Linked DNA regions of Homo sapiens: region 1 is linked to region 2. A link is an interaction called in ENCODE POLR2A ChIA-PET data of the cell type or tissue named here. Cell type or tissue: IMR-90. All regions are shown on one strand. Links, peaks and the distances in the headings refer to the core of each region. The heading gives the core; the rest is flanking DNA.

Evidence for each region. ChIA-PET counts read pairs that join two places held together with the same protein. Peaks named below come from ENCODE experiments on the same cell type or tissue, not always from the same donor. Only the 100,000 strongest peaks of a DNase experiment are listed, where the experiment ranks them.
Region 1: POLR2A ChIA-PET joins it to region 2 with 9 read pairs; 3 of 35 experiments call an interaction of 5 or more read pairs at or near these places.

The regions. Positions count from the first base shown.
Region 1 is chr10:29,554,141-29,558,539 of GRCh38, forward strand. SVIL (supervillin) reads right to left here. Exons shown (of 38, transcript NM_021738.3): 4 at 911-968; 5 at 643-794. The coding sequence starts at 918. Among named protein-coding and RNA genes, the nearest start is that of MIR604, 11 kb to the left of the region's middle. In IMR-90, for the core only: no CTCF peak of the experiment used is centred there; a DNase peak (open chromatin) is centred at 2,221; H3K27ac peaks cover 972 bases.
Region 2 is chr10:29,414,469-29,418,867 of GRCh38, forward strand. It overlaps SVIL-AS1 (SVIL antisense RNA 1), which reads left to right. Exons shown (of 3, transcript NR_110927.1): 2 at 889-944. Among named protein-coding and RNA genes, the nearest start is that of SVIL-AS1, 7.1 kb to the left of the region's middle. In IMR-90, for the core only: no CTCF peak of the experiment used is centred there; no DNase peak of the experiment used is centred there.

The DNA of each region.
Region 1 (4,399 bases), core at 152-4,151, 140 kb after region 2:
TGTTTTTAGCAAATCTATTTAATAGCCAGGCATGGTGGCACGCGCTCATAGTCCCAGGTACTTGGGAGGCTGAGGTGGGAGGATCACTTGACCTTGGGAGGTTGAGGCTTCAGTGAGCTTATCAGGCCACTGCACTCCAGCCTAGGTGACAGAGTGAGACTCTGTCTCTAAAAAAAATAAAAATAAAAATAAACAAAAAACAAATACATTTAACAAAAAATTAGGCCAAGTCCACTGGCTCACGCTTGTATTTTCAGCACTTTGGAAGGCCAAGGTGGGAGGATCACTAAAAGCCAGAAGTTCGAGACCAGCCTGGGCAACAGTGAGACTCTGTCTCTACAAAAATGTTTAAAAAAAAAAATTAGCCTGGTGTGGTGGTGTAAGCCTGTAGTCCCAGCAACTCAGGAGGCTGGGGCGGGAGAACCCTTGAGCTTGAGCCCAGGAGTTAAGGCTGCAGCGAGCTATGATCATACTCCTGCATTCCAGCCTGTGTGACAGAGTGAAACCTTGTGCTAAAAAAATTATATCCACACAATTCACTTCTGTGGAATATCTCATGTTCTGATACCACTGGGTGGAAAGGGCAACTCGTAACCAGCCAGGCAGCCTGCTGGAAAATGGGCCACCCAGCTCCACGCTCACCGATGTGGGGGCTGGCAGGGTCGCTGGCTCTCATGTATCGAGGGGTGTCTTCCTCCAGCAGGCGGTGAGTCACCAATCCTGTGCAGCTCTGCAAGAGGATGGGCTGAGTGTCATTTTCAATCCCTTCCAGGCGCCTGGCAATTCTTTCTTTTCTGTGAAATACACCACAAGAGGCAGAGTGAGCAACAGCGATCGAATCTAAAGGAAAATGGAATACTGCTTTGCCAAGCTCTCTTCTACTTCCTAACTCCCACTATAAAGATCTTACCTTTTCATTTCTAAGAATTCTTTCTTCTTTGGTTCAAAGATTTGTCTTAATTCTGCAACTGGAAGAAAACCAAAAAAGAACAAAATATAGTATTTAGTAGTCGTGCGCTCATTTTATTCACTCATGCAACGTGTTTATTGAACTGCAAATTTCAGTTCTTGATTCCTATGTCACAGTGACATGCAAAACTGACCAAGTTCCTGCTTTCTTGGAAACTGTTTCCTAGTAGGGGAGGCAGATGCCAAATGAATAAGAGTGTGCAGACACACACACACACACACACACACACACACATGGACACACCCTAGGACGCATCATCCTCTTCTAAGGTCAAGCTGAATATTTGATGCCCATAAAAATGACAGAGTTATCAAGGCAAAGCTAAGACATGCTCACTCAACATACTGTTTAATATGAAATATATATGTAATATATTTAAAATCACATACATTAAAATAATTTAAATAGAATGTTTTGTTGTATATATATTGTAACACCTAGCTATGTGACTCACGTATATGTCACATATATAGGTTGGCTAAGAAGTAAAATCCTACAGGGTAAGGCAGAAGGTTTTATTTCATCTAGGGGAATCAAGGGAGACCTGACGAGCAAGCTTTCTCTAGGAAAGTATTTTAGGCAGAAATCTCAGCAACTGTTTCTAACTTTTGTTTGATTTAACAAAGTATTCTAAGCTTCTATTATGGAAATCATTTACAGAAGTATAGACTAGGAGTGTGAACCCCACAGGGCCATCGGCAAGCTACAAGCATGAACTCACAGCCGCTTCTCCTCCACCCTGTCACGGAATTTGTCAATGGCTGTAACTATCTGATTGTGTTTCCAGCAGTGCCTAAAGTGGCCGCTTCAATTAGCTACAGTTTAGATGAACACAGGTCCTCCGCCTCCCTGCACAGGCTTTCACTGGAAGCAAATGTTAACAATGGTTTCCTTGCTATAATTTAGGTGGATGATGGGTAAGGTAATTACCCCAATGTTTCTGGCAGCACTGGAGAAACAGAACAAACGCTGTGCTGAGGTTGGGAGATTCTCACATGATACTGACTACAAGGATATTACTGAGATGCCAGACAACTGTTTCTTTGGAGAAATGGCCAAAGTTCATGGAGAATAAAGGTCTCTCTTTTTGCCTCCTCCTCAATAGCTTAAATTCATAAGGGCGCATCTGAGTGACTCCTATGAAGGACTCAGAATGGGGTGGGAGAAAGAGAGAGGGGTGGCTGGACAGCCTGGGGCCAGGGCCAATGAAAAGTTTTGAAAGGCTGAGTCACAGGAGAAACTCAAAGGAATTTGATGTTTGACTGCTTCAATTTCCATTTTCTTTTCTCTAAGTGGTAATTTTTAGTAATGAGTCAAAACTACACACACACACATGCACGCATACACACACACAAAGTTTTATATTGCCCTTTGTGTTCAGGGATAGAAGCCTTGTTTTTCTTCATTTATTTTTAAGTGATAGCCACCTTAAAACTTCAGTTGAATTGGCTTTTGTTGAGATAGCCGGCTTCAAAAAAACAAAACCTCTCTCCCTCTGACTTCAAAAAGGTCTCCCAGTTGGCCTCCCCAGGAATCAGAGTAGCTGGAGGCAGAGAAGTCCTTGTTCTAATCATGTTCCTATTTAGAAGACAGGGGTATAATGAGAATGGTGCACCCCGCCATGCGGCCTTGGGAGAGGAGGCTTGGTCAATAACAACAGCTTCCCTGTCAACAAATTAGCCCTAGTGGGATTATGGTGATACAACTTTAATGGCTGGTAGGACATATTTTGAAAATATTTTCAAGGATGACAAAAACCAAAGGGTTTTAATTATTTAAACCCCAAAGAGGAAAGTGGAGCCCTATTTTTCAAAAGACCACTCAAGAAGCTATCAAAACCAAATTCCAAGGGTGCCTAAAAGGTACGACTTGAACCCATGCCTCAAACCCTAACTGAGAAATAGAAAATATTAATAGGGTCCTGAGTAGCATAATCACATCCCCTCCCCTCCCCTGCCTTCCCCTTCCCTTTCTTTTCTTTTCTCCCCCCTCCCTTTCTTTTTGAGACAGGGTCTCATTCTGTCACCCAGGCTGGAGTGTAGAGGCACGATCTCGACTCACTGCAGCCTCAACTTCCCAGACTCAAGTGATCCTCCCAACTCAGCCTCGCGAGTAGGTGAGATTACAGGCATGTGCCACCACGCCTGGCTAGCTTTTGGTTGTCTTTTGTGGAGACGGGGTTTCGCTATGTTATCCAGGATGGTCTTGAACTCCTAGGCTCAAGGGATCTGCTTGCCTTGGCCTCCCAAAGTGCTGGGATTGCAGGTGTGAGCCACCGCGCCTGGCCTAACATGTCCCTTTTCTTGCCCCACATTATTTCAACTGGATAAGTATCAAAACCGTTAATAAACCGAGTATCATGTAACTTCCACTGGAAAAAGTTAAGATAGACTTTTCTTGGTTCTAATTAGAGACTGCTGAAAATCACTTTCATTTCATCCAAATTTTAATTAATTTTAAAATTTTTCTATAGAAATGCAACTAAAGGCATTTTAAAAAAAGATTACAACAGTGCATGGAAAAGCAAAGCAACATGTTGCTTCCTGCTATTTTCTATTTCCCATATTCCAGAAAGAAAGATCTAGTTGGGAGACTGTGCAAGCCTCCTGTCCACAGGAAAGGTAGACTTTCCTACTGCCCTTCCAGTGAACACTGCCCTCTGATAGCCATCCACTTCTGGGCATAAAACGAGAAATTCTCAGGATAGGATCTAGCAGACACACAGATGGACCTCATCAGGGTCATGGGCTCAGGAGGCTGGCTCTGGAGAGCTCCCAGATCACTATGGGGGCGCTAATGGCTTCTGAATGGGAAGTGGCTTTGCTGTGAGCTCTGCCGCAGGATGTTGAATGTCCCAGGTTCTTATAGTGATGCTAAATCACCCCCATTTGCTGTGACACAAAAATATCCTCATATATTTCTAAAGCCCCTTAGGGACTGCCCTAAATTGAGAACCATTGAGAATCACTGATTCCCCAGTACTAGAATTTCAAATACACAGCCTGTGCCTTAGACACCCAGGCCCTAGGTTACACAGTACAGACGCCACTAGCCCAGCACTGCACTCTTTTCAGTCAAGCCTAGATTCAACGCAAAGCTATGCCAAGCCTATTGCTCCTGGAAGCTAGAATCCATCAACATAGTGGGTACTTGAAGGGACACCTTAGGGTCCTCTCTGATCATTTCACTGAGGAATTAAATGAGCTTATAAATTAAATTGTCCTTTAAATGTATTGGTGAGCTTATTAATTCCTAGTGAAAATCTATAGTGAATTTTAAAAGGAAAATAAAAAAGTCTCCCCAGCAAACAAATGATGACCTCTCAGTCTATTCTTTCTAGCAAATATATTTTTAATTACCAAGATATGCCTCATTCCTACAGAAACGGGATTATAAGAAATGATGTACAAGACAAAAAGAAGCAACAGA
Region 2 (4,399 bases), core at 132-4,131:
TTCTAATAACTGACACTTCTGCTTCATAGTTAGTAAAATAATTCTGGAAGATGAAAAACCTTAGAGTATCCTTCTAATCTGGTGTCTTTTGCTTTTATCCTTCCTTTCTAGTTTCCTACCATTTCCTAGGTTTAGTCCTTTGTTCTCTCCTGCCATAACCGTGGCAGTTTTCTTCTGTTGATTTTTCTTCCATTTTTTGTTGGCATTAACTTTTCAAAACAAAGAGCAGTTCTTGTCATAACTTTGTTTAAAAGCCTTCAATAGCTTCCAGTTGCCTACTTGGTTTTGTAAACCCTACCTGGTGTTTGCCTGAGTATACCTACTCTGTCCTGTGATCTTTTTTTTTTTTACCTCTCTTTTTACTGTATCTTTTCTTCCCACTTAGGTGGTAGCCATACTGCCTGTTATAGAATGCTAGGCTTTGATATCTTTCTGTTTGTGCTTGAATTTAAAGTGGATTACACATCAGATTTTTTTAAGTTACTTTACTTTGTTGCATTCCAAGAAACTTTATTTTTTCTCTTTTCATCCATGTCAATTAAAGCATGACATGTTGCTAATATCAGTGTCTCAGGACATACCGGAACAGTTAAAAACAACAACAAAAACCCCCACCTTTTGTACTTGGGGGATTGGGTAGGAGAGCATGGGGAATATATTTAATAGTAAACTACTTTGCTCTTGGCAGTTTTTAAATTGCCTTTCTAGTAATTTAATTCTTCTGTGTATACCTGCTCTGAGGCAGTATTTCTAGGAGCAGGCCTCCATCAGTTATTTTTATCTGCATTTAATAATTTGTGACTGGATATAATAATCATGAACACACTTATCATATGATTAGAAAGAAAAATTCTAATTCCTAACCTGTCTTTTTAATATCTCTTTCAGCCTGCTCTTGAGGTTCACAGATGATACCTTTGATCCAGAACTTGCAGCAACAATAGGTGAGCCTGTGTTTAAAAATTCAATAGAAATGTCTAATATTTTCTTGCCTTTGGGCTTTTTTATCTAAATCCTTCTACCTTCCTCTTACCACGCCACCACCTCCATGTCTGTTGACATTTTATTTGTCCTTCAAGATTTAACTTTGGTATCGTTAAATCTCTTGAAGCCTTTCTAGATCTTACCAAGAGAAAATAATTTCCTTATCTGTTGTATCATGGGACTTTATTAAAACTACTGATATTATGGTTATCTATACACACATTTCTTTCCTCTATTATGGATTGTCTTTTATTTTGCAATATACAACAGTTATTTGAGTACTTACTGTATACCAGGCACTGTTACTAAGAGGTGGGGGTATAATAGTGAATAACATAAACTTGGTCTCTGTCATCATGGACCTAACAGTAAAGTACATTAATTGTGTATGTTCAGCATTTGCTACAGTGTTTGACATGTATTCTGATCTTTACATATGTATTCATATTAGTTATTAAGGACTGTTAGGAGCAATGATACTTAAATGCCTTTTAAAGATAAAATTTAGATGGCCTGAAAGTGGTTAGTCACACTAACTTATGAAAATATATGAGAAGATAGAGATAAGTATTTTGGTGTCATGTGTTTAGACCATAGACAACAACGTAAAGGAATGAAAAGACCGCTTGGAATAGTTGAAAGGTAGCTGAGCTGAGTCAGAGCTAGATAATAGTCTTGGCTTTGCCTTGAATTAGGTGTAATCTTGACTTACTAACTTCATCTGTAAATTGGGAGGTTTTGGGGAGAGAGAATACTTTTTTTTCCCTGAGCTTTAAAATTTAAATCATAAAATTTTAAATTTGATGATCTGATGAGAGTATAGTAAAGATGATCCTAGCAGTATTATTAGGGAAAGCAAATAGTTTATCTTAACTGCCTTTATTTGTTTACATTTATTGTATGTCTATTTTTTCAGACTCATATATCTGTAAAAATAGCAAAAATAATTCTTGTATATCCTACTAAATTACTCCATCCAAATGTTAATATTTGTCACATTTGCTTTATCATTCTCTCTATGTATACACACACAGTATTCTTTTAAAAAAATGCATTTTTTTCTGGTTTTTTAAAATGAATTATTTGAGAGTGGATTGCAGACATGATGTCTTTAAAATGTCTACATACTTTGTATATTTCTTAAATCAACATAGATACAACTCTATTGTCTATACACAGATTTTATCAGTTATCCCATTAATGTCCTACATAGCAAAAGACAAATAATCGTTTTGGGTTCAGGATCATACATTGAATTTGGTTATTTCTCTTCAGTCTCTCTTTTTTTTTTTTTTTGAGATGGAGTCTCGCCCTGTCACCCAAGCTGGAGTGCAATGGTGCAATCTCAGCTCACTGCAACCTCCGCCTCCTGGGTTCAAACGATTCTCCTGCCTCAGCCTCCGAAGTAGCTGAGATTACAGGCACATGCCACTGCGCCCAGCTAATTTTTGTATTTTTTTTTTTTTAATTTTTGTATTTTTAGTAGAGATGGGATATCACCATGTTGGCCAGGCTGGTCTTGAACTCCTGACCGCAGATGATTCACCCACCTCGGCCTCCCAAAGTGCTGGGATTACAGGCATGAGCCACTGCGCCTGGCCACTCTTCAGTCTCTTTTAATCTGAACAGTTCTTCAGTCTTTGTGTTTCCAGGGCCTTGACATTTTTGAAGAGTAAATAATTATTTTGTAGAATGCTGCTTAATTTACATATATTCGGTGTCCTTATGGTTGGATTCAGGTTATGCACTTTTGGCAGGAATTCCACAGAAGTGTTTCTCAGAGCACAGTGTCAGGAGGCACATGATGTCTGTTTGTCCCATTTACTGGTGTTGGGACTTTGGTTACTATTGGGTGATACATGCCAACTTTTTCCTCTGTGAAGTTATTATTTTTCCTCTTGTAATGAATATATTTCTTTTGGAGAGATACATCGAAACTTTATTAGATATCCTCCTTTTCATCGTATTCTTTGCCCTCTTATTTTAGCATCCATTGATATTTTTTGCCTGTGACAAGCGAGAAGGACAGTATATGATCCTGCTGTTCTAACTGTGGTGGCTATCAAATGACAATTTTTTTCAAATGCCATCACTCTGTCTACATATCTTATTTGGAATTCTGTAAGGAAGGGCTCTTTGTTTTATTTTTAAATTTGAGACAGAGTCTCACCCTGTCACTCAGGTTGGAGTGCAGTGGCATCATCTAGGCTCACTGCAGCCTCCACTTCCCAGGTTCAAGCAATTCTCCCACCTCAGCCTCCAGAGCAGCTGGGACTACAAACGTGTGCCACCATGCCGGGCTAATTTTTGTATTTTCAGCAGAGGTGGGGTTTCACCATGCTGCTGGCCAGGCTGGTCTCGAACTCCTGGCTTCAAGTAATCTGCCCACCACAACCTCCCAAAGTGCTGGGATTACAGGTGTGAGCCACTGCGCCCAACCAAGAGCTCCTTTTTGTTTTTCTTTTTTTGTGAATTCGGATTCTTTATATTCAGGAGTTTTACTTAAACTTTGAATCTGAAAGAAACTTTAGGAGGAGCTCATAGATTTGTGGGAAGAAGCAAATCTACATTATTTTCTCTCTTCTAAAATCATATTCCATGTATTTTGATCTTTTACTGAATTTTAACACATTGTTTCATCACTAACATAAAGTGTTTCAATAGTTTTTGTAACTCACACACAAATACTGGATTTAAAAGTTATATACCTGAGTATATTTTTGTGGCAGGTGGTCCACTTTACATCACTTTCCAGACAACTGGAATTTGAGACAATGTCTGTGACAGCAGTCCCTTTGTTTTCACCTGGCATATGTTCTCATCATACTGCTTGCAGTCATATCATGCTGCAGGTAAAAAGCTTTGATTGGTTTTTAAATCTCTTACTTTGTGAAAAATATTTTATTGTGGTAAAATATATATGACATAAAATATGCTATTATAACAACTCTTACATGTATAATTTGGTGGCATTAATTACATCCACACTGTCATGCAGCCATCACAACTATCTGTTCCCAAATATTTTTCATCACCCCAAACAGGAACTCTGTTATCATTCTGCAGTAACTCCCCATCACCACCAGCCCCCCATTGCCAGTTAACCTTTAATCTGCTTTGTCTCTGTGAACTTTCCTATTCTAAAGATTTCATATAAGTGGAACCGTATATTTGTCTTTTTGTGACTGGCTCATTTCACTAGGCATAATGTTTTCAAGGTTCATCCTTGTAGCATGTATCAGACTTCATTCCTTTTTATGGCTGAATAATACTGAGTCCTCCAACTCTGTTCGTCTTTTTCAAGATTATTTTGGTCATCTGAGACTCCTTGCAATTCCATTTGAATTTAAGGATTGGCTTCTCTATTTCTGGGGGGAAAAATGGTTGTCAGAATTTTGATGGGGATTGTGTTGAA